Linked DNA regions of Mus musculus: all the other regions are linked to region 3. A link is a loop called in an ENCODE intact Hi-C map of the cell type or tissue named here. Cell type or tissue: heart. All regions are shown on one strand.

What was found. Hi-C counts contacts between places; a loop is a spot of excess contacts. Peaks named below come from ENCODE experiments on the same cell type or tissue, not always from the same donor. Only the 100,000 strongest peaks of a DNase experiment are listed, where the experiment ranks them.
Region 1: it touches region 3 in a loop (8-fold over the local background); 4 of 42 quality-filtered maps call a loop at or near these places.
Region 2: a loop joins it to region 3, with 3 times the contacts of the local background. A loop is called at or near these places in 16 of 42 quality-filtered maps.

Annotation. Positions count from the first base shown.
Region 1 is chr6:145,437,681-145,445,680 of GRCm38, forward strand. It overlaps Gm15499 (a long non-coding RNA gene), which reads left to right and starts at 5,190. Exons shown (of 3, transcript XR_378154.3): 1 at 5,190-5,498. It also overlaps a transcript of Lmntd1 not described here. In heart, CTCF peaks have their summits at 4,224 (motif pointing right) and 5,301 (motif pointing left); DNase peaks (open chromatin) are centred at 3,997 and 4,215; H3K27ac peaks cover 4,737 bases.
Region 2 is chr6:146,401,583-146,409,582 of GRCm38, forward strand. It overlaps Itpr2 (inositol 1,4,5-triphosphate receptor 2), which reads right to left. Exons shown (of 57, transcript NM_019923.4): 10 at 4,176-4,220. Among named protein-coding and RNA genes, the nearest start is that of Itpr2, 97 kb to the right of the region's middle. In heart, a CTCF peak has its summit at 4,014 (motif pointing left); no DNase peak of the experiment used is centred here; H3K27ac peaks cover 470 bases.
Region 3 is chr6:145,820,997-145,828,996 of GRCm38, forward strand. Rassf8 (Ras association (RalGDS/AF-6) domain family (N-terminal) member 8) reads left to right here. Exons shown (of 5, transcript NM_027760.3): 5 at 1-83. Among named protein-coding and RNA genes, the nearest start is that of Gm38927, 17 kb to the right of the region's middle. In heart, a CTCF peak has its summit at 3,036 (motif pointing left); no DNase peak of the experiment used is centred here; H3K27ac peaks cover 609 bases.

The sequences.
Region 1 (8,000 bases), 380 kb before region 3:
GACCAGCAGGCCTGTCTTACTGTCTCTTCCTGATGTGCTGCTCCGGCACAGCCTGCACGCGTGGCTCTTTTGTAACTGGCTTTGACCCTTCCAATGCTCCAACCACACTGACCTGCACGGTGCCAGTAGATGCCTCTGGCTTCCCAACACCCACGCCTTGATACTGCCGATTCCCACCAATGAACAGTGCCTTTCTCTACCCTCTCGGTTCTACCTCAAAAACAAACAAACAAACAAAACCAACTCTTCATTAACGTCCAGCCTAGCCTTCACATCACAAAACAGAGCAAATGCCTACCTTATAGAGGACTAAATACAATACCTTTAAATGTAGTTCTTGTTTTATTATAAATACTGACGCTATTACCATGTGTCTTTTTCATACATTATTTCTGATTCTCCTGAAGGTAGAAATGACTCATTCCTCTCCCAGGTGTTAGTGGGACACACTGTCTTTTCCACCCTGGCAACATCAGTTTCTGAGGTCTGTCAAGGCTCACTTTCATGACTTCACCTCATCATGGTAGACGCTAAGCTCCCCAAGTCAGAGAACACCTGGGGACTTGTTCCTTCTCACGCCTCCCCAGGGTAGATTCACTGTGTTTACTGAAGGAAGAGCCCCCGTCTCCACTGTGGGAATTACAGCTTTATCATCCACTCACAAATTGCATCTTGGTAGAATAACAAATTAACAAATACTATTATACCTGAAACAACACACTGGGCCACGGTCTGGAGAATTACTGGCACTTCTCAAGGGGAGTTAGCAGGCTCTGAAGGACGGGCAGAGACAGGAAGGAGGCAACATGGTGGCTTAGAAGTAAGGTAGAAAGCTTCATCTCCAGGGAACTGCTTCAGTTCTAACAGAGTTTGTTGAATTCCATTGGTGATATGCTATGCTATTTGATTGTGCGTGTGTGTGTGTGTGTGTGTGTGTGTGTGTGTGTGTGCGTGTGCGCGTGCGCGTGCACGCGCGCGCTGTATGCCCAGGTATGCTTTCCTACGTGGAGGCCAGTTCTTAACCTCAAGGGTCATTCTCCCACATTTTTGTGAGAACCCAGCGGTCTCAGGGATCAGTGTTCCTACATCTCTGTGCTGGGATTACAAGCGTGTGTCAACACACTCAGCTTTTTTCCTCGTGCCCTGGGGACCATACTTGGTACTCTTGCTTGTTTGGCAAGTACTCTTGTGACTGAGTCACCCCCCACCCCCTCCCCAGCTCTGTTTTATCATCTGCTCAGAAAAAAAGGCCTCAAAGAGGAAGTTAACAGAAGACTTTGATATAAATCCAGGGCCCTCGCCCTTCCTCAAGAGATATTTCCAGATATTCCGAGCCTCAGGCCATTGCTCAGTCATGGAGTCTCACCACAGCCAGCAGTGTGATGAGAGGTAACCAGGAGGAGAATGGACTTTAAAATGGCCTCCCTTTCCTGTCAGTGACCTTAAAGAACAGTTAGGAGAGAACACATTCCTGAGGCATTTGACTCAGGCCAGCAATGATGTCACAAGATGTGCCATCAGGAGAAGCCCAGAACACACAGCGTCATCTCACAGGGAATGTAACACGCCGCTTCCATTAAGCAGACAGGGCTTCAAGCAGTGCAGTGGAGAGGACAGACAGGAGACAAAAACCAGGGTCTCTGTGTTCAGAACAGGCTGGTCTCTGTCATTAAAACATAGCTAGGAAGTAACCAGAGTCTGCTTGGTGCCATTTCCTGTCCCACTTGCTCACGATGGAGTATTTGAGGAGCTAAGATGGGTGTGGTGACTTGAGAAACAACTTCTCTCCAACCCCTGGGACAGAAGGACTCAACCTTCTGTCTGCTGATCCAAGGCTTCCTGTGCTGTCCACATGCTTAGGTGTTCTCCTGTTCCCATTTCACAAAGGAAAGTGGAAAGTGGCTCACGTACACTAGCACATGTTTTACACTAAAGGCACATATGTCCATGCATCCATGTACACACACACACACACACACACACACACACACACACACACACAGAGCCCACATGGGAAGACTGACTAAGTGGCTTGACACGACTGAGACTGTGATATTACCCTAAATGGAAGAATAAGTGACACCAGAGTGGGGGTTGGATGATACAGGTGTGTAGAGGGCAGGTGAGGGGTGTGCAGAGGGCAGGTGTGAAGGCTGTGCAGAGGGCAGGTGTGAGGGGTGTGCAGAGGGCAGGTGTGAGGGCTGTGCAGAGGGCAGGTGTGAGGGCTGTGCAGAGGGCAGGTGTGAGAGGTGTGCAGAGGGCAGGTGTGAGGGTTGTGCAGAGGGCAGGTGTGAGGGGTGTGCAGAGGGCAGGTGTGAGAGGTGTGCAGAGGGCAGGTGTGAGGGCTGTGCAGAGGGCAGGTGTGATAAAGGTGTGCAGAGGGCAGGTGTGAGGGGTGTGCAGAGGGCAGGTGTGAGAGGTGTGCAGAGGGCAGGTGTGAGGGCTGTGCAGAGGGCAGGTGTGGAGGTGTGCAGAGGGCAGGTGTGATAAAGGTGTCAGAGGGCAGGTGTGAGGGGTGTGCAGAGGGCAGGTGTGGAGGTGTGCAGAGGGCAGTGTGAGGGGTGTGCAGAGGGCAGGTGTGAGGGGTGTGCAGAGGGCAGGTGTGAGGGGTGTGCAGAGGGCAGGTGTGAGGGGTGTGCAGAGGGCAGGTGTGAGGGGTGTGCAGAGGGCAGGTGTGAGGGCTGTGCAGAGGGCAGGTGTGAGGGGTGTGCAGAGGGCAGGTGTGAGGGCTGTGCAGAGGGCAGGTGTGAGGGGTGTGCAGAGGGCAGGTGTGAGGGCTGTGCAGAGGGCAGGTGTGAGGGCTGTGCAGAGGGCAGGTATGGAGATGTGCAGAGGGCAGGTGTCAGGTGTGCAGAGGACAGTGGTGACCATCGGGCAGAGATAGCAGCAGCTCCACATTCCTAAAGGAAGGGACACCGGGAGGTACGAGTGTGGCCAAGTGAGCTGATGGATGACGTGCTCATCCTCTCCAGTCTCCAGGAATCCTGGTCAGGACCAGGCCACCAAGTGAAAATAGAAGTCATGTTGAGTGTGACTTTAGACCCTGATCTTAAGGTACCAAAGGTACCAAATATGCATGTTAGTGCAGAGCTGTGCTAATAAGGGGGCTGTGTAATACTTAACTGCTGCTGCTACAATCTATTTCACTTGCATGTGACTCGGTTTAATGCAGACCCATGTAAGTTTGGGGTTGTATGTCACAGGGTCACAGGGCCTCTCACTGTGTGAAGATCCAATGCCACAGGTTGAGACTAACACTGATTCAGACTCTGACGGCCTGTTTCTTTTTGACAATTGTCCCTCGTTGCCAGTATCCAAGTCTGTGCTGGAGTTAGGTAACTATATGTGCTTCCTGCTATGCAACTACCACATGACCACGGGCTTCATAACTGCAAACTACGTCTCCAGAGAAATGTCAGACGTGCTTTCCTCTTGCTGGTACATAGTCCAGTACATCTAAGTCCATATAAGACAGCCTCAGTCTTTGAACACATCTCGTCACTTATAAAATGTGTGGTCTATAGATTCAGTTGGACAGTAACACTTTAATTCCATTGCTGTAATGTGGGAAGACCTGCTTGGCCTCCTCGTTTTGTTCTTTGAGCAAACATGAAGCTGATGAGGAGGAGCCCTAAGTCCAGACCAGCACTCACACAGGCCTGGTTTTCATTGCAGAACATTTCTCCCTGGGCTGTGGCTTTTCTGTCAAGTGCACAGATTGCATGCAGACACACACAAACTATCAAGTGTGCACACACATGAGTTCGCACGCGCACGCGCGCGCGCACACACACACACACACACACACACACACACACACACACACACACGATATCCAGTGATCTAACTACACAGGCTATGTTCTCTTAGTCATCTTAAGTATTTCCACGTGTCCATTTGACTTCTCCATCTGGGTGTTCTGCATGATGGGCTGTGCCTCAAACCAATTTCATTACCTCACTTTCCAAACATCCCGAGGACGCTGTCTCTGTCTGCTCACTCAGTAGGAACCAACCAGACTTCTCAAGCCAAGAGCTTTGCACTCTGCTTTGAGTCTTTCTTCTCCTCCTTCATGATTTCAACCAGCTATGTGTGTACTCCGAACAGTGCTTTGATTTTTCTCTTTGTGACACTGCCCTTGCAGGCACTTAGTTCTTTCCTCCTGACCCCATAAGCAGCCTCAGAGTCTTTCCCACCCCAGGGCATGTGCCACAATGCAGCCAGCAGAGGGATCCAAAGCGACGGAATCGTTCAAGGACTTCTCTGATGCCCAGAGACTAAAGGAAAACTGCCAGTGTGTCTTCCGTGCTTTCTGACCTGGCTGGAGGGCTTCATCATGACAAGCTGTTACTCTTCAGAGCCCTGTTGTCTAGCCACAGCAGGTTTGCAGGACAGTTCTTTGTCACGTTGACACAAGCTACTGTCAGATTCCTGGATACATTAAGCAACCCTAAAGTGTAAAGATTTCTCAGTCAGAAAAAAATGTTCCAAGTTTGAAATATATCATTCTGGTGCATAAAAATGTAGCAACAAGTTCAAATTTGAAGGCTTGTTCAGAGAGCAGTAAAAATGAATAGAATTATAAAGGGCTAACTGTAGGTTAGGAAAATACTTTTTTTTAAACTTTAAATTCTCTCTCTCTCTCTCTCTCTCTGTGTGTGTGTGTGTGTGTGTGTGTGTGTGTGTGTATGTGTGTGTGTGTGTGTATGTGTGTGTGTGTGTATGTGTGTGTATGTGTGTGTGTGTGTGTGTGTGTGTATGTGTGTGTGTGTGTGTGTGCACACACTCGCCCGCGACTGGGCATGCTTACCCATAAGGGCACCGTGGAAGCCAAATGTCAACACTAGATATCTTCCTCTATCCCTTTCTGCCTTGGATGAGGTCTCTCACTTAGCCTAAACCTTGCCATTTTGGCAAGACAGGTTGGCCAGTGAGCTTCCCTGATCTACCTGTTGCTTGCCTCTAAATTCTGTTGCCCACAGGAGGGAGCTACGGCACCCGGCTTTTATGTTTTCTGTGAATGCTGAAGACCTGGGATGCTTCCATGACTTGTACCTTATCCACTGATTTATTTTATCCCCACACGACATCTTCTGTTGTCTCTGTCTTATCTGTTGCCCTGTAAAATGACAGATGTCAGACAGCAAGGATGAAGTGCTCCCTTATGAAGGAACAGGGAGGCTCTATGGTAACTAGGATGCCTGTGGTCTGAAGATTCCAGGTGAGACCTTGTGTTTCTTCCCCTCTTCCTCCAAGTCAGTGGTGTCTGCTTCGTGTTCCCTGCAGCTCCGTGTTCCCCCTGCTGGCGAGAGTCAACAGGCCGGGTCAACACTACGTGCACGGCTGGCTTCAGAGTCTATTTTATAGTTCGTCGATTCGCTCAGCTGTCGTTTTCACACTTGATCATGAACAGACTCCATGCAAGGGAAATCAACTGAAGATGACTGTCTTTCACAGAACTCAATAAAGAAGCTAGGAGACACGTGGGCTCCGTAACGGTGAGTATTCTTACTGACTACTAGGAAATAGGTGTGAACCAGAGCGAAGCACCTGAACTCAGCTCACTGAGGCGGGTCCTCACTCTGCCTCAGCGCTTTCTCCCCAATACGCCTCAGGGATGGATCTTTCTGACATCAAAAACACAGCAACCCAAATGTGATATTGAAATAATCCCCCATGTCTGTATGCTGCAAGTACATTTGTATGGACAACAACTGTATTTAATGTACTTAATCACATTCAGAGGACCTGTAACCATAGAATTTTAAAGTGAGACTCGGTTTGAAATGCTGACTTTAAAAAGATCCATTTTATTAAGTGTGTGTTCTTGTGTGTGTGTTGTATGTGTGTACATGTGTGTGTCTCCATGTGTGGTATACATGGATATGTGCACACTGAGTGTATGTGCCTGGGGAGTCCAGAGGCAACAAGTGCCACAGACCCCTTAAGCTGGAGTTACTGGCAGTTGTGAGCCACCTGCGGTATATCCTGGGACTCAAACTTAGGACTTCTGTAAGACCAGTGATCACTCTTAACAGCTAAGCAATCTCTCCAGCCTCAAAATGCTAAGTGTACAGTGATATAAAGTAATTCTGCTATATAATTATTAAATGGTATAAGGAAATAATGCCCCCCCCCTTTTTTTTGATACAGGGTTTCTCTGTGCAGCCCTGGCTGTCCTGGAACTTGCACTGTAGACCAGGTTAGCCTCGAACTCACAGAGATCCACTTGCCTCTGCCTCCCAAGTGCTGGGATCAAAGGTATGCACCACCACTGCCCAGCTCAAATAGTTCCTTTTAAAATCTTTAGTTCTTATAAGGACACAGATTTTTATCTTTTTCTTAATTTTCTAGCTTCAGCATTGTTGAGTCCTGTCTCATGTTGACCATACAATGAGCTCAGCATCTTTCTCATTCCTATTGATTCAGTGGCAGTGTTGGGTTCTTACTAACTTGTACCTGGGCTGGCACTCTGACATGTGCTGGAAGATAGAACAGTCCATGGAGGTCCAAGGTGGGTGTGGTGACCCGTGGTGGGTCATGGGGCCACCATGCTGGGCCGTGGGGGTGGGGAGAGTGCACTGACTGCTGACAGGAGACGAGGAGGGGAGCATTCCAGGCCGTATCTGTCCAGGAGGAATCAACCTCCTCTCGGAACGAGGACAAGATTATCGGGGTGTGTCTGAGGAGTGGCAGGCTCTGTCTTCTGTTTAAAGAGGACTCTCTGTCTTTGTACTGAAAATAATCTCAAAGAGCAAGAATCAGGGAGACATTTGCCATTGTACAGGAAGAGATGCTGGCACCACAGGCTGGCAGCCAAGGAGGTGACCAGATGTGGCTGGGCTCTGGCTAGAGTCGGAAAGGAGGCCTGCAGAATGTTGGTAGACTTAAGTGAAGTGGGAGAGAAAGAGACAAGACAAAATGATCCTAGGGATTGACTTCTGAGCAACTGAGGGAAAAGAACTTCAATTACATGCACACATATGGGAGTGCACGCACACATACACATGTACACACATGCATGCACATACTCACACATGCACACACATGCATGCATACACACATGCACACAAACACATACACACACTATATGCATGCACATATACATGCATGCACACATACATGCACACACTTGCACATACATACTCATATGCAAACACATGCACACACATGCACACAATGTATACAATGCATACACACATGCACATGCATACTCACACATACACACAAGCACACATACACACATTCAGACACATATACATGCATGCACATACACACATGCACAGTCACACACACAAGCACACATACATACACATGCATGCACACATGGGCACACACATGCATGCACACACACAAGCACATATGCTCACATATATGCAGAGGCATGCACACGGGCACACATGTGTACAAACAGAGACAGCACCCAACATGTTCATGATTTTCCTCAATCCATAAATAAAGCAATCACCAATCAATTGTGTGAAAAGTTGCCTGTCTACTCAACACCTTGCCTCAACGTCATGTTTAGCTCTGTGCAAACTCAAACTGTTCTCTGAACAATAGCGTGCTCGTCCACACACCAACCTTGGATTGTTCATGAGCAAGGCTGTGGCATTTTGACTTTTGAGAAGTGACTTCTATTTTATAGATGTCATGTACTTGGGAGTATTCTGTAAACCTAATCTGGTATTCCATATTTGATAGCAGCTACAATTGCAAACTCCAGGTCCCACACCCTGCAAATGGGCCTAAATGTAATGCTTTGGCAAAGAGCACAGACATTTGTACTTTGAAATGTGGTGTATCCTCTGCCAAGACTGTGGCGTGTGAAAACACCCAGCAGGGCTGGCAATCTCTGAGGGGTTTGAGGAGCATAACTACGGCTTCAAAGTTAGCCTGACCCTCCTTATTTATGTTCTCTGTGGACACCTGGGAAATGTGTGTTTCTACCATAGCCTGAGATCTAATACTTACTCAACAAGGAGTATTTTCTTTGGCTG
Region 2 (8,000 bases), 580 kb after region 3:
CCAGCAATCCCCAAGGACCTGCCTGTCTCCCCACAATGCTGCAGTGACAGGCAGGCACCACCATAGCCAGCTATTTTTAAGTGGTGCTGAGGTTGAACTCTGGTCCTCATGCTTGCAAAGCAAGCACTTGACTGACTAAGTTGTCTTTCAACCCCAGATGGCATTCTTTTTAAACTAGAAAGAAAAAGCACCGATCTCTGGGGCTGCATAGGGAGGGCTGCACAGGGAAGGCTGCACAGGGAAGACTGCACAAGGAGGCACTGCACAGGGAAGGCTGCACAGGAAGGGTTGCACAGGGAGGCACTACACAGGGAGGTACTGCACAGGGTGGGCTGCACAGGGAGGCACTGCTCAGGGAGGCACTGCACAGGGAGGGCTACACAGGGAGGCACTGCACAGGCTGGGCTGCACAGGCTGGGCTGCAAAGGGAGGCACTGCACAGGGTGGACTGCACAGGAAGGCACTGCACAGGGTGGGCTGCACAGGGAGGCACTGCACAGGGTGGGCTGCACAGGGAGGCACTGCACAGGGTGGACTGCACAGGAAGGCACTGCACAGGGTGGGCTGCACAGGGAGGCACTGCACAGGGAGAGCTGCACAGGGAGGCACTGCACAGGGTGGGCTGCACAGGGAGGCACTGCACAGGGTGGGCTGCACAGGGAGGCACTGAACAGGGAGGCACTGCACAGGGAGGGCTGCACAGGGAGGCACTGCACAGGGTGGACTGCACAAGAAGGCACTGGACAGGGTGGGCTGCACAGGGAGGCACTGCACAGGGTGTGCTGCACAGGGAGGGCTGCACAGGGAGGCACTGCACAGGGTGGACTGCAACAAGAAAGCACTGCACAGGGTAGGCTCCACAGGGAGTCACTGCACAGGGAGAACTGCACAAAGAGGGCTGCACAGGGAGGGACTGCATAGGGAAGGCTGCACACTGCCCAAGGAGGGCTGCACAGGGAGGCACTGCACAGTGAGGGTTGCACAGGGGGCACTGCACAGGGTGGGCTGCACAGGGAGAGCTGCACAGGGAGGCACTGCACAGGGTGGACTGCACAGGGAGGGCTGCACAGGGAGGGCTGCACAGGGAGGGCTGCACAGGAAGGCACTGCACAGGGTGGGCTGCACAGGGTGGGCTGCACAGGGAGGGCTGCATAGGGAGGCACTGCACAGGGTGGGCTGCACAAGAAGGCACTGCACAGGGTGGGCTACACAGGGAGGCACTGCACAGGGAGAGCTGCACAGGGAGGGCTGCACAGGGAGGCACTGCACAGGGAGGGCTGCACAGGGAGGGCTGCACAGGAAGGCACTGCACAGGGTAGGCTGCACAGGGAGAGCTGTACAGGGAGGGCTGCACAGGGAGGCACTGCACAGGGTGGGCTGCACAGGGAGGCACTGCACAGGGTGGGCTGCACAGGGAGGGCTGCAGAGGGAGGCACTGTACAAGGAAGGCTGCACATGGAGGGCTGCACAGGGAGAACTGCACAGAGAGGCACTGAACAGGGAGGCACCGCACAGGGAGGCACTGAACAGGGAAGGCTGCACAGGGAGGCACTGCACAGGGAGAGCTGCACAGGGAGGGCTGCACAGGGAGGCACCACACAGGAAGGGTTGCACGGGAAGGCACTGCACAGGGAGGCACTGCACACTTTGGGCTGCACAGGGAGGCACTGAACAGGGAGAGCTGCACAGGGAGGCACCTGCCCTGATTCAAAGCCACAAGGGAGCTGATGGCTGTGCTCCTGCTCCAGCCCCCTCTCCTGGAAAGGTGTACTTCAGGGCACCCCAGGACACCTTTGTGTTGAGTCATGGTGAGTCACTGACTTTAGATTGAACATCACATTTCTGTGCTGTTGGAGCCTAAGACGTGCTGGGAGAAGCTCTGTCTGAGTTTGGAGCTGACGTACAGGCTGCAGAAGGCTGCCACATTTCTGTCATGGCTCTCCCCTCCCTCCTCAGCCCAACCTCCAACTCTGCTTGGGGAAGCCACACATCCCAGGCTGCTTCCGGAAGCTGCCGGGAGTTTCTCTGTCTCTGTAAGCCTCATCCCCAGAGCTTCCTGAGGGATCCTTTCTGCTTTCTAAGTCTGCCCATCTTACTGCCAGTGAGCCTGGAGTGAAACCCATGGCAATGTGAAGATCTGACAGAACCTAAACCCCCATCTCCAAATTCTACAGATCAGAATTTGAAAGTGCTTCTTCAACAGTCTCCTTTTTCTAGAACATTTCCATGTGTATAAACACACGCAGGTCTGTTCCTGGCCACATAGGAGGATTTTGATGCTTAGAGGACATCTGAAAATTTCTGGACACATTTTTGGTTGTCACAGCTGAGAGCTGGGGTGGGGTGAAGCTTCTAACACCCAGTAAGATGAGATCAGCATGCTGCCATCAGCCTGCCTTCCAGGGGGTGCCCCTCTACCATTGAGGGAACACCCGCTACGACTTAGGCAGAGGACACCCCACTACTCATACAGAGCTCATCTTGCCACCACCACAAAGAATTATTTGGTCCACTGTGCCAATAATGCAGAGGCTGTGAGACCCCAACAGAACTGCCTTCAAAATAATCAGATCCCTTGCCACATAAATATGTTTGGTAATACGAATGGCATTGCAGAGAATTTTTTTTAAAAAAATCCCCTCTGCAGAGCCATCTGAAAAAATGTGGACCTTCGAGAAGAAATAATGACCATCAGGTTCCCAGCTGGGCTTGACACGGTGCCAATGTCTACCGGGTGCACAGGGAAGCTGCATTTGTAAGATTGGAAATAATGGGCCCCTTTGTAAAGTGAACACAGCAATTCGGCCTTAATGGGAGCCCCGACACACACAGCCTCATTTCTGCAACACCCTGCATTAACCTCTGAGACTTCCAAAATGGAAGGTGACGTTTTGATAAAGGTTTCTGAATTACAGGAAAAAATATTAGCAGGTCATTAAGTCGCCAACGCGGGGAAAATTAAGGGGAAAATCAGCATCATCGCCATCACTGTTACTGGAACTCTGCGTGAGAGGCCGGCGCTCTGTTTTGGGAAATTGATCTTCTCTGTCACAGGCTGCAGATCGACTCTAACAACCCTTCTCCTTTCCTCTTCAGACAGAAGTGTAATTACTGCAATGTGACAAACAGATTATGGAACAAGAAGCCACACTGTGCGCACTACACCTTCACGGGCTCAGTTTTCTTTACAGTCAAACTTGAGGCTCTGGAGACAGGCTCATTAAACCAAACCTCTGCTGCTGGCGGTCTCTCACAGGAGACTGGCACAGTCCAGAATGCAGACCACCTGCCCTGTGTGTGATTGCAGTGAATCTGGGGACAAGCTCTCAAACACAGGCATGTTCTTCTCAGCTTTAGTGGAGTTGAGGAATTAGGAGGAGAGCAGCGCAGCCAAACAAGGCTTGATTAGTGAGAAGGGATGTCACCCTGAGTCTACTGCTTAGCACAGAATCCTGCTTCCTAACCGCTCCGTGAAGCTGCATTTTCTGTGTCCACCCACTCTGCTCAACCCACACAGCCAGCTGCATGGCCACCGTCCATGCAGGAAGCAGAGCAGAGCTGTAATTAAGCCACACAGTGGGAAGGTTTGATGGGTGCCTTCCTAGAAGCAACTTGTCCCCCAGTACTGAGGACTGAACCTACAGCCTCACATGTAAACCCTGTATCATGAGCTACCCCTCCAGCCCTCTTTATAACTTCCTATTACATTTAGTTTTCATGTATGTATGTGCATGGATGTGCATGGATGTGGGGGACAGATGCCACAACAGACATGTAAAGTCCAACTCTTGTGAGTTGGTTTTCTCCTTCTACCATATGGGTTTGGGGAACAGAGTTCAGACCCTCCGGAAACACCCAAGAACCATTTCACTGCCCGCCCCCCTTTTAGATAGTACTTCCATGTACTTCTGGAAACTGAACATAGACCTACCATAGCCTATTTCCCAGAAGCCTCGGCGTCTTGCAATAACCAGCCTTCAAGAGGCAGGAATTCCCTTAGCGCCCCCTGCTGGCAGGGATGGGGATAGCATCTGAGCCCACATGCTTCTCTGACCATTCCTTCAATTAAGAATGGGGTCCTAGTCTTCAAGCTTGTTAGTAAAATGTCTTTTGATTTATTCGTATAAAATAAGATGTGGAACATTTGGGACAAACTGACAGGAAAGTCTACTCACCACATTTTTTCCTTCATTTTGAGCATCTCGATAGTCAGGATTAAGCTGAAAAACAAAGCAAAATTTGTTTTAAATTAAAAGTGCCAGTAAGAATGTGCTGAACCTGGGCCCATAAGATGTCCCAATGGATAAAGCATCACTGAAAGCTGGATGATCTGAGATCAATCCCAGCATGCACCTTGTCTCTCCCTCTTCCCCCCCCCCCATACACACACACACACACACACACATACACTGTGAACATGCTTAAATACCACACACACAAAGAAGATTCCTCCAGTGATCCCACTACTGACCTGGAACCCAGACCCAAAGAATTTACCAAAGTGTGGTTGGCCAAGCAGGTTTGATAGACCAATAGATTCATGATCAGAGATGATGCAACGCTCAGAATGTAACAGGGCACAAGGCAGAGGGGCAGATGGAGGCAGGGGGTTTTCTAGGAACCACTACGAGACATGGGGAGAGGAGAAGAAGCCACAGGTGGCATGCCCACTGGAACCACACTTCATGAGAACATAGGGACAGCACTCTGCTATGAAGAAGAGTCAACAGAGCTTCATGACAAACAGCCAGCTGCCCTGCCACTGAGGACTTAGAACGACAACTGAAGTATTGTACTAGAGAAATAAAAATACAAAACAAAACCATAATCCACCCACCATGTGGCTTCACTCAGAGCTCATTTATCTGAAAATGGTGGAAGAGAGCTGGGCTGAGGGAGAGAGGAGCTGTCGTCTGTGGTGTCATCTGCGCTGTGACACATGGTCACGTGGGCTTTGGCTTTGTACTCTTGTTTGTTTCTTATATTCCTTATATTATAATTATGTATAGCCATTATGTACTATACATAAATCCCATCACAGATATATATTTTTATTTTACATTTATTTATCTATTAACATATATTATATAAATATATTACATTTATATTATATATATATATATATATATGTATATAATCTGTGGGTCAGTAGTGATCCACAACTTGGCAGAATCCGGACTCGCAAGCCTTTGGGCACACCTGTGAGGGATTACCCAGGTTAGTTTAGCCTCTGACCTCGCCAGTGTGGCGGAGAAGAGTCCACTAAAGTAAGAGACAACATTGCTGGGTCTTGATCCTGGACCACCTAAAACTAAGAAGCAAGCTGTTTTGAACTGTGGATGTGGCCAGCCATAGTGAGCTCCTGCCACTGTGACATCCTTGCCATGATGGAATGTAGCCAGAAACAGGTAAACCAGAATAAACCTTCTTTCCTTAAGCTGCCTGTGTTGGAGTATCTTATCTAGTAACAGAAATGTAACCAATGCAAAGTTAGCCAGACTGTATCTAAAGCTGTATCAAAGGGTTACATTTGATGAATTAGAATACTTAGTTCCAGGTAATAGTAAATCCAAGCTCAGAGCCATGGCTCACACATAAGCAGGATGTAAACAGAAACGAGAATCCACCCAACCAAGCCCAACACAAAACAGCTTCTGCCCTTGGCGGTGCTGCCCATGTTCTACCACAGACCATGCCACACTCTAAACCCTATCAAGAGCACCCAGGCCTTTTATTTTAAAGCTTCGGGCCTTGGGAAAAGTCATCCAGTCCCAGAGAACTGGGAGTCCTTGTCTACAAAATGAGGGGGAAACTCTATGATGGAGCCCCCAGTCTGTGAAGCCTATGGCTGAGCCCAAAACTATGGAAATGCATAACTGAGTCCCAAGTCTTTGAAGTCTGACTGAGCCCCAGATCTGTGGACATGTGAGACTGAGCCACAAGCCTATGGAGACCCATGATGTCCACAGGTCTGTGTGGGTAAAAGTCACACATCCCTGTCTTTGTCTGCTTGCCAGTCATCTCCATCAGTCAGCAAAGCACAAACTAATAATGTTAAAAAGGGAGGGAGGAAAAAAGATGACATGGGCCGTCACTGTGGGCCTGACTGGGTTTACAATCAGAGAGGTTTACTGAGGAGGGAAGACAGTCCTGAATGGAGCAACAACATCTCACAGACTGAAGAGCTCCAGGCTGAATAAAAAGACAAACTGAGATCGGCACCAGCATCCATCTGGCTCTGCTCCTCGGGGTGACTGCCTCAGAGCCCTGCCACCTTGTCGTCCCCACCAAGATGGCCCATAGCCTGCAACTGTAGCAAAATAAGCCATTTCTTCTTCTGTTGCTGTTGATAGTATTGTGTCATGGCTGTGAGAAAAGTTACTACTAGAGAGAAAGAAAAACACCCAAATAAACTTACAGCCACATGCATTCACAGACATTAGCTGTAAACAATAAATTATGCACACCTCAAAGTCTACTACTTTGTCTCTTCCCCAAATATAGTAACAGCCGTAGTTATCAAAGTAATTAGTGAATGATGCATAAAGAAGAATGTTGCTAAAGAAGGAAGAAAAAGTTGTGCTAAGGCAGTTCCTGGATATTTTAGGACTTTAAAGGAAAATATTTCATGATGCTAAAAAACTGAATTGTCAGGGCCCCCAATGGAGGAGCTAGAGAAAGTATCCAAGGAGCTAAAGAGATCTGCAACCCTATCGGAGGAACAACATTATGAACTAACCAGTACCCCGGAGCTCTTGACTCTAGCTGCATATGTATCAAAAGATGACCTAGTCGGCCATCACTGGAAAGAGAGGCCCATTGGTCAGGCAAACGTTATATGCCCCAGTACAGGGGAATGCCAGGGCCAAAAAATGGGAATGGGTGGGTAGAGGAGTGGGGGGGGGGGGGGCTTTTGGGATAGCATTGGAAATGTAATTGAAGAAAATACAAGAAAAAAAAGAAAAAAAAAGAAAAAAACTGAATTGTAAGTCAGGCATGGTGGAGAGAGAGAGAGAACTTTTGTAATAAACACTAACAGAGCATCTTTAAGGAGAAAACTTTGTGGCCTGTGCTATTTTAGGCAAGACTCCTATCCCTGGCCACCAACCCTGTGACCTCAGAAGGAAAATAAGACATAAATAAGGTCAGCTATACTACAAAGCAGAATTTGACCAGAGCTAGGAGAAAGAAATGAATAATTTGTAAATAACATAGGTCACAGGAGGGATGGAGTGATCTGTGATGAGCTAATTTATATAAGAATTATTCCTGAAGGCTGGAGAGATGGCTTAGTGGTTAAGAACATTGACTGCTCTTCCAGAGGTCCTGAGTTCAGTTCCCAGCAACCACATGGGGGCTCAAACCATCTGTAATGGGATCTGATGACCTCTTCTGGTGTGTCTGAAAACAGTGACATACATACAGTACAGTATACTCATATGCATAAAATTAAAAAAAATAATTATTCCTGGTGTTCAAGGAAACCATTAAAGGGCAGGTTGAATTTTAATCAGGAGATAAGGGAGAGAGATCACCACAAGTAAGAGAAGTAGGACTAATTTGAGTTTGCAGAACCTCTTGTGTGATGTTTCTTTAAAAATGCTTTTGAGAGTTCATTCATTTAACTTCACAATTCCCCTTCTGAGAAATGTTCTTAATCCTTAATTCTTCACAGATGAGATGTGGGCTACTGACGGGAATGTCACACAGAGCCATGTGTGACAGGTCTGAGGAATGCAAGCCACACCCCAAGAGACTGCAACATCTCCTCTCCTGCCTCCAGCAAACAGAAAGGTGTGAGCCAAAACAGAACGACTCCACAGATAGGCTCTTATGCTGAAGGAAAGATTTCCCGGGACCTCAGAGGCTTTTAAGCTAAAGGGAAGATCATGCCGCACGAAAGAGGCTGTTAAATGAATGATGTTTACATCAGTCTTATATGTTTACAGTCATCAGCATCTAAGTGTAGAAACTGCCATGGAAAGATATGCTTATCTTGA
Region 3 (8,000 bases):
GATTATTATCATGAGCTATAAAGCAAAAAGATCAATATCTGATATTCTCCCAAATAATAAATTTTCAAGATTCATTGGAGCAATACAATTGTTGCTTGCTTTCTTATATACTTAATACTTAAAGATATAATATTGTTTCCTTTGAAAGATGCCAAAGAAAGTAGGTCTATGTATCAGTGATTAAAAAAAAAAAAAAAAAAAAAACAAAAGACCTTTCTCTGAACATACTGTTAACCCTCAGAATGGTCTCTTACACAGAGGTACAGCTAGGCCGGGGGTGCTCAGCAGGTGAGTAAGAACTTGGCACACAAGCACCAGTCCTGGGTCCATGTCCTCAGCATCCCTGTGTAACATGTCACACCACTAGCATCAATACTGGCGAATCAAAGACACGTGGACGGCTTGGGCTCATTGACCGGCCGGCCGAGCCGAAACAAGTTCAGTGGGGATGGAGGGCCATTGAGACCAGTACCTACAGTTGACCTCTGGCCTCCGAACATGATGTGCAAATGTGCTGGGGCTTGCAGAAGACAGCATCTGCATCTTGCCACCTCTGATGTGCAAGTGGATCCATGTTTGCAGGAGTGTTTTTAAGTAGAGCTAAGGCTAGGTTAAGAAAATACACATGAGTAACATCATGCTATAAACGTAAAGAGGAAATGAGGAGACTTACTCAGTTCTGACTCCTAGTTGGAAGCTTTAGACTTTTAATGATCCACCCTGCCCTCGCTAAAGCATGTGTTAATGGCTGAACAAAACAGTGTCCTCTTTTACATAGTTCCTCCCTGGCCACTTACATTCTTCATGTGGGGTGACATAGGAGATGCCAGTGGGGTATGTATGTAGTAAGCCCTACTTATGGCCATACTGGGCTGAACTTGACATGGGTCCCCCACTTCAAGGATTTTACCCTCTCATGAGGAAGGTGAACCTCACTACCACATGTTAAGCTCAGTTAAATGAGCAAGGGTTCCAGTGTCATGGGACGGTGGCCAGAAGGGCTTCCCCATCAGCCCAAGCATCAGGACCCTGGAGCAGGAGATAGGAATCAGAATGGCATCTGGCACTGTCTAGGAGCTAGAACTATGAAGGACTGAATAGCTGTGATTAGATAGTATAAGCAGGAGGGAACAGAGAGTGGGCAGACATCATGGTTATGAAGGCCTTGGTTGTCATGGTTATGAAAGCCTTGGTTGCCCTGTAAGGAGCTGGGGAATGGACCCACAGGTTCTCCTGTTTGGACATTTGGTCCTGTTTTAGAAAGTGATAGAACCTTAGGGACAGGGGCCTAGCTGGGAGAAGTGGGCCAGAGGGAGATGGGCCAGGAGGGTATATAGTGCAGCCCACTTCCGACTGGCTTCTTGCTTCCTGGTCCGCTGGATTCATGCAGTCAGCTGCTGCACACGGCCATAGAACCACTGACCTCCCCACTGTGAAAAGCTGCATAAGCAATTTCCTGATTGAGTCACTGAGGAGTCATGTGGTAAGGTACCATGTTAGAAGCGCAGAAGAGACAGCCAAAGGTGAGGGGCTGAGGGGGCAGGCAGCTGTGGGGGCTTAGGCATTAAAAAGTCCACACAGGACGCCAACAGCTACCAGGAAATAAGGACTCAACAGGATAAGAGAGCTCAATGGAGCAGCTTCCTGAGCAAGCACTCATGGGAACCTCTCTGATGTGAGTGGGCTGTGGAATACTGTAGCATCTTCTTGAGAATATTTTAGGGTGGCAAGGTTGCACGTAAGGGCACTTGTTACTAAGTGAAATAAGACAGCCTTTTAAAATATATTTATATATTTATTTTTATAGATTATATATTTTTATTTATATAATATATATTTGTGTATTTTATATAATGTATATTTGATATATATTTAATTTTATGTGTATGAATTTTGTGCCTGCATGTATGTATATACACCATGTGTGTGCCTGATGCCAACAGAGGCTAGAGAGGAACATGTGTTAGATCCCCTGGAACTGGAGTTACAGGTGGTTTTAAGTTGCCAGGTGAACAGGGAGGGCTTCATGTTGCTTTTCTCGTCCCTGTTTTGGGCACGGGTACATATATGTGCCTTGGAGAGAGATAAGTTGTATTAAAAGACAGATCTGTGGGTGCGTCCTGTCCTCTGCAAAAGAGAAAGTGAGTCCTCGCCCATGTCAGATCACGTGGACTCATGAGACCACAGGTTGCACATTCTCACACATTCCGCACTGCACTCCATGTGGCCTGGCCCCTTCTTCAGTCTCCTGGCAACAGCACAGTGGTGGGGATGTAAGGAGAGGCCTGCCAGCAGCGGACTGAGGCCTGGCCCCTTCTCACCCACACCCCTCCCACTCTGACGCTTTGTCATCTCATTGGTGCAAGCAATCTGCCTATCCACAGAAGGTCCTGCTTGGCCTATGACCCTGTGGCCTTGCCTCACAGCCAGGGTCAGGAATCAGCATATTCAAAGATCTGATCTCTGCCTTTTCCTGCTTGCATATCTGACATGAATGTTAGACACAGACACTCAAGTTGGAGGTGGGTGAGTTTTTATTTCTCAATAGACTCACTTCAGAATTCACTCCCATTCCTAAGTTGGACTTCCATCTTTGGCACAGATACATGGGAAACACAATCTAATGAAAAGTAAGATTAAATACTCTTGTCCAAATAAAAGTCTAAGGTCATCTTCTCTGCCTCCTAAGAGCACCAATGCAAACTGCCAGACGGTAGTTTAGCCTGTGGTGACTCTCCATGTTTGCTGTTTGCCACAACTATGTGCATGCCTGATAGCCTCTCTCCTCAGCCTCTGTCAACCCTGTCAGGAAGCTCCTGACTGCTGTCTCACAGAGATTGCATATACGAAGAGCTGGGACTTGCCTGCATGGAGCTTGCAGGGAAAGACTGAGTCCGTGTGTCGTTTCCCCCACCCCCCACCCCCAGCCTGGATCTTCAACTTCCACAAGTCTCCAGTATGTTCACAGAGGCTCCTTCCCAGGACTTCCCACTACAGGGCAGCAAGGTTTCACTGCCTAGTCATCTGGTGCCCTCTACAGGAAGACACTTTGTTGGCTATGTTTCAACCTAAATGTCCCCAGGATTGTCTTTATGGGTCCAATGCTTCATCCTGTGGCTCTGTGAAGATTAGCTGTACTTGTAACCATCCTGGAAGGGCTGAAGATAGTCTAAGGACATGTCTGTGCTCCTTGCTTGGCTACTGGACTATTGAAGAAGTGGAAGAAATCGGAACTCCTCTCACCCCCAGAAATCTCAAGCTGGGAGAAAAGAATCCCTTAGAGCCCGGGCCAGCCAGCGGGGAAACTTTTCTTCTGAGAAAAAATTCACAGTTGTGTAGACCACCTTACAGAAAGGAGAACAAAGAGTCAGAGGCAGCTGCGCCACCCCTGGACCAGAGCTGCCTGTGTGTGCACAGCCTGCTACTGTATTTAAAACTTAACCTGAAATCAAGACCCTGGGGCTGCTAAAACCCTCTTCCCAGTGTGGTATATCAAGTGCACTCCCTTTTTCTGTTTCTCACAATTAGTCTGCCTGTCTTGATTGCTCACTCAAGACTAATAGCTGAACCTGGTTTGTCCTGACCTGACAGAGGCCAACTCCCTGAGTCCAAAGCATGATCATCCACAGATCCCATCATCCTAAAGTCTAACATGGCTTCATGCTCTAAATTTCACTTAAAAGTCTTTTCTTTTTAATTTATATATAAGAATCATATTGGGAGAAGTTCTGCTATGGGTGTAAGTATTCTAATTTTAATTTACATATCTTCAAAAACTCTTTCTGTATCCAATGTGTAGCCTTCTTGCTTTTTCTTTACCTGTATTGCAAGTTTTTATTTTTACTTAGTTCCCTTGAGAGAAACATTGGACCTGGAGCTCCACAGGACCTATCTATGCACGCATGTTCACAAACACATGTACATAAACAAGGGCTCTCAAACGTGCACACACACACACAAATAGAGCTGGGGTACAAACACCACCAGGCTCTAGGATGACTTCTGCTGTTGGCAGAGCCTTGAATGGTCAGCTGCTCCCCAGGGCTTTTTGCATAGGCATTTAGTTCCGATTCTCCCAGGTCTGAAAATGAGTCCCATTCTGAATATTCCCAAGGCACCCATCCCTACTGATATGTATTGTTGTTTTAAAGGTGTGTAGTTAGCTTAGCTTCCTGCTTCAGTATCATGCTCTCTGGTCCCATCTGTGACTCCATGGTACTTGCTACATCTTTACAGAGATCAGTTACTGTATACACAGACCTTCCATGAAAGACAGTATTTTGATCACATTTTAAAACACACAAACCCCCTGTTCTCTCCTCCTCATTCTTGATTTCTCTTAAAACTTGCCCAATCAACATGCCCTACACAGGAAGATGGTCTCTGGCCATGCCATCTTGTGACTGTAAAATGTCCCCTCTAGGCTCCTGTAGTTCAGTAAGGGGTTCCCTGGCTGGTGGAACTGCTTTGGAAGGCTGCAGAGATTTAGGGGGTGGAGCTTCACAGTAGGAAGTGGAGCGCTAGAAGAGAGCCATTAGGTTTTATACCTGGTTCTATTTCCTGTCCATTCTTTGCTTCTTGCTTGGGGTGCCACGTGACCAGTACCTCATACTCCTTCCCTACATGTGGGTCTCCCACTTTGATGAGCTGTATCCCTGACAACTGTAAACTAAAATAAGCTTTTCCTTCCTTAAGTTGCTGGATAAACTGATGTCATCTGTAAGCTGTGGCTTCTGTAGTATCCACTTGGCTAATAAGCTTACTTCTCAGATTGCTGCCAGGATGTCCTCTCCTGTGAAATATGATACATGCACGTGCAGAGAGCAATGACGTCACTGCAAAGTCCCATCATTTCTAACTCCTGTAGGTCTGGTATGGAATTACACTTTTACCGTAATCTTTTGATTGTGGAGAAACAGTGTTGTTATTTCTTCCTAAAGACCAATATGTCTGTCGCAAACCCCACCAAAGCTTCCGTGGTAAAGAGACTTCCACAGTATGACAGCTCCCTCTGTAAGAAAGTCACACATAGGCAGCCATATCTAATGGCCAGTAGTCAAGAACATATAGGGGTAAAATAAAAACTCCCTTTATTAAACAGGGTCACAGCATAAGACCTACTGGTGATGGTGAAGGGCTATTCATCGGTGGAGCTTGGGGAATTGAGGCAGGAGGATTATACATTGAAGGCCTGTCTAAGCTAAGAATGAGTTCAGAGACACCCTGAGAAACTTGGTGAAACCTTCAGAAAGAAAAAAGGGAGACTGGGATTTTAGCTCAGTGGTAGAACTTTTGCTGGAATACATGAGGCCTTGGAGTCAATCCCCAGTGTTAACAAAAAAAAAAAAAAAAAAAAAAAAAGTAGAGAGACTGCGTGGGCATGGTAGTACCTACCTAAAACCACAGCATGAAGGGGTCTAAGAGAAGGATCAAGAGTTTGAAGCCACATTGGGCTGCATGAGACCTTGGTCCAGGGTCCACAGACCCAGCTGAAGCTGAAGCTGACTCCTGGATGACTGTGAGGTTTGTTGTTAATTTTCAACAACAGTGGAATAAGCAAAACCAGAAGAATTCGTCACCTGAGACCGGCAGCACAAGAAATTCTTCAGATGGGAAGAGACACCACCTGGAAATACAGACCCACCTAAAAGAATAAAGCGCTCCAGAAATGCAAACTGCCCAGACCTAGAGTTCAGTAACAGACCAGGGCACTGAATGAGGATGGAATCAGGGACTGATCACCAGAGGCAAACAGCAGCCAGCCTACACTACGGAGGAGGGCAGTCCCTGGAGGATGCATTTATGAAGCATGGACAAAGAAACAGACCCAACGTAATGGTGAACAGAAAATAAATGAAAGCTAAATAGCTATGTGATTGATAGATGGAGACAGAAGAAGAGTATAGATGGTAAATAGAAGAGAGAATATAGATCCTAAGTAGATAAACAGATGGATAGATGATTGATCAATAGACACGATTGAAGATACACAATAGATGGTAGATGGTAGACATAAGCTAGAAGCTAATTAGAAGATGACAGATAAGATAGAAAATTGAAGACATAGATTACAAATGACTGGTCAATAGATCACTGATAGAGCATTGACGATTGACATATTTATAAATATTATAGATTAATATATATATATGTATTAACAAACGATAGGTAGTCACTAGATGGGCAATCAGTAGATAGATGATGGACAAGTGGACAGACAGATTTCTCTGGGACAAAGACCTAGAAAAAGGAACTGCTTCGCGTGATTTTGGATGCTGAGAAACTTCACAACCTACCAAGAGAAGCTGAGGCCCCAGGAAGTATAAATCCAGTATCTAAGAGCCAAGAGTAGTCACTGTGAGGCCTGTGTGAGAGATAGGAGACAGTGTTTCTGGATCCTAAGAGTGTCCCCCCGGCTCACATGTAGACAGGTGCAGGTAGTCAGAGGTGGGGCCTCTGGGGTTGACTGACTGTGGGGCTGACAAATCCATATATGAATGGGCTACTGGGAGGCTTTGGAAACTTTAGAAGGTGGGAGAAAGTAGGTGGCTGGAGGCATAGATTGATGAGGTGTATTTTGCCACCATCTCTTCCCCTTGTTACCATGAGAACAGCCTGATGTTATGCTGTTCAGTCTTGACGCTGGCCTATAAGCAAGCACAAACTGAAACTGCAGGAGCTGTGAGTCAGACATGAAACCTTTCCTTGCAAGTTGTTTCTCTCGGGAAGTTTGTTGTCATGATAGAAAACCAATGTTCAGGGCCAAGCAGTTAGGCAAAGTAGAATTCCCCCTAACTCTTCCTGTTTCTGTTCAGACATTCAAAATATTAAATGGCGGCCATCTGCGATGGAGAGAACCACCAACCCAAATGCTACAACCGGGAGGGCTCTCCCAGACACACTTGGAGAAGCCGGTTGCCCGTGAGCCAGTCAAGATGACTAAACTGCACAGGGAAGGGAAACAGAGCAGGGAGAGAGTGATTTCCGAGTGAATGAGCTGATGGCAATCAGCGTCATTTATCAAGAACCAACTAAATGAGCCTCAGCCTTTGGAGACGACACGGGAAGCCAAGATGGGACTTTTACAAACAAACAAAACAATCAAATTGTGCCTGTTGTGTGGCTAATCTCGGTTGTCAGTTTGATGAGCTCTAGACTCCTCTGTGAGACGAACCTCTGGGTGGGTTTGAGGAGGCTATCTTGATTCTACTACAAAGTACTAAAAGATCTGCCCACCAATGGCGCCATTCCCTCCATTCGAGTCTCAGACTGAATACAAAGAAGAAAGGCAGCTGAGCCCAGACACCCACCATTCTGCTTCCTGATTGCTGCACTGTGACCAGCCACCTCAAGCTCCGGATGGACTGCACCCTGGAACTGTGAGACAAGACAAACCCTTCCAAAGCTGCTTTCCTTGGGACAGCAGATGACTCGGTTCTTGTTTTCTGTATGTTACTTGTATTGTATGTACTGTATGTTACTGTATGGTACCAAACTCAGTGGGAAGGAGACAGCTCCACCCCACACCCTCAGCCCTGCTCCCTGCGTTCACAGCAATCCTCAGGGCTCTATCCACTGCACACATGCGTGCCCAGTGAGTCTTTGATAAAATTAGCTACAGTTTTTCCATGAATATCCTCCTTGCTCATATAGGGTACGTGGAGTTATGCTTGCTAGGAAGTTAAGCTGAACAAACCCTGGAGCTTTTCTCTTCTCGATAACCAGTGAACTTTGACGGTGACCTCCCATTTGCCTCAGTGTGTCTGAGCTAAAGAGTCTTTTGGGCTTCTATGTAGTAGGGGACTCTGCAGTAAAATGCGGGCATGGTGGTGTACATTGTTAAATCCAGGCACTTAGCAAGCACGGACAGGCAGATCTCAAGAGTAGGCAAGCCTGATCTACATTGTGTCCAGCCCCACTAAATAAATAAATAAATAAATAAATAAATAAATAAATAAATAAATAAAACTATGGCAAGCATTTAGTCACTTTTCCTCCAC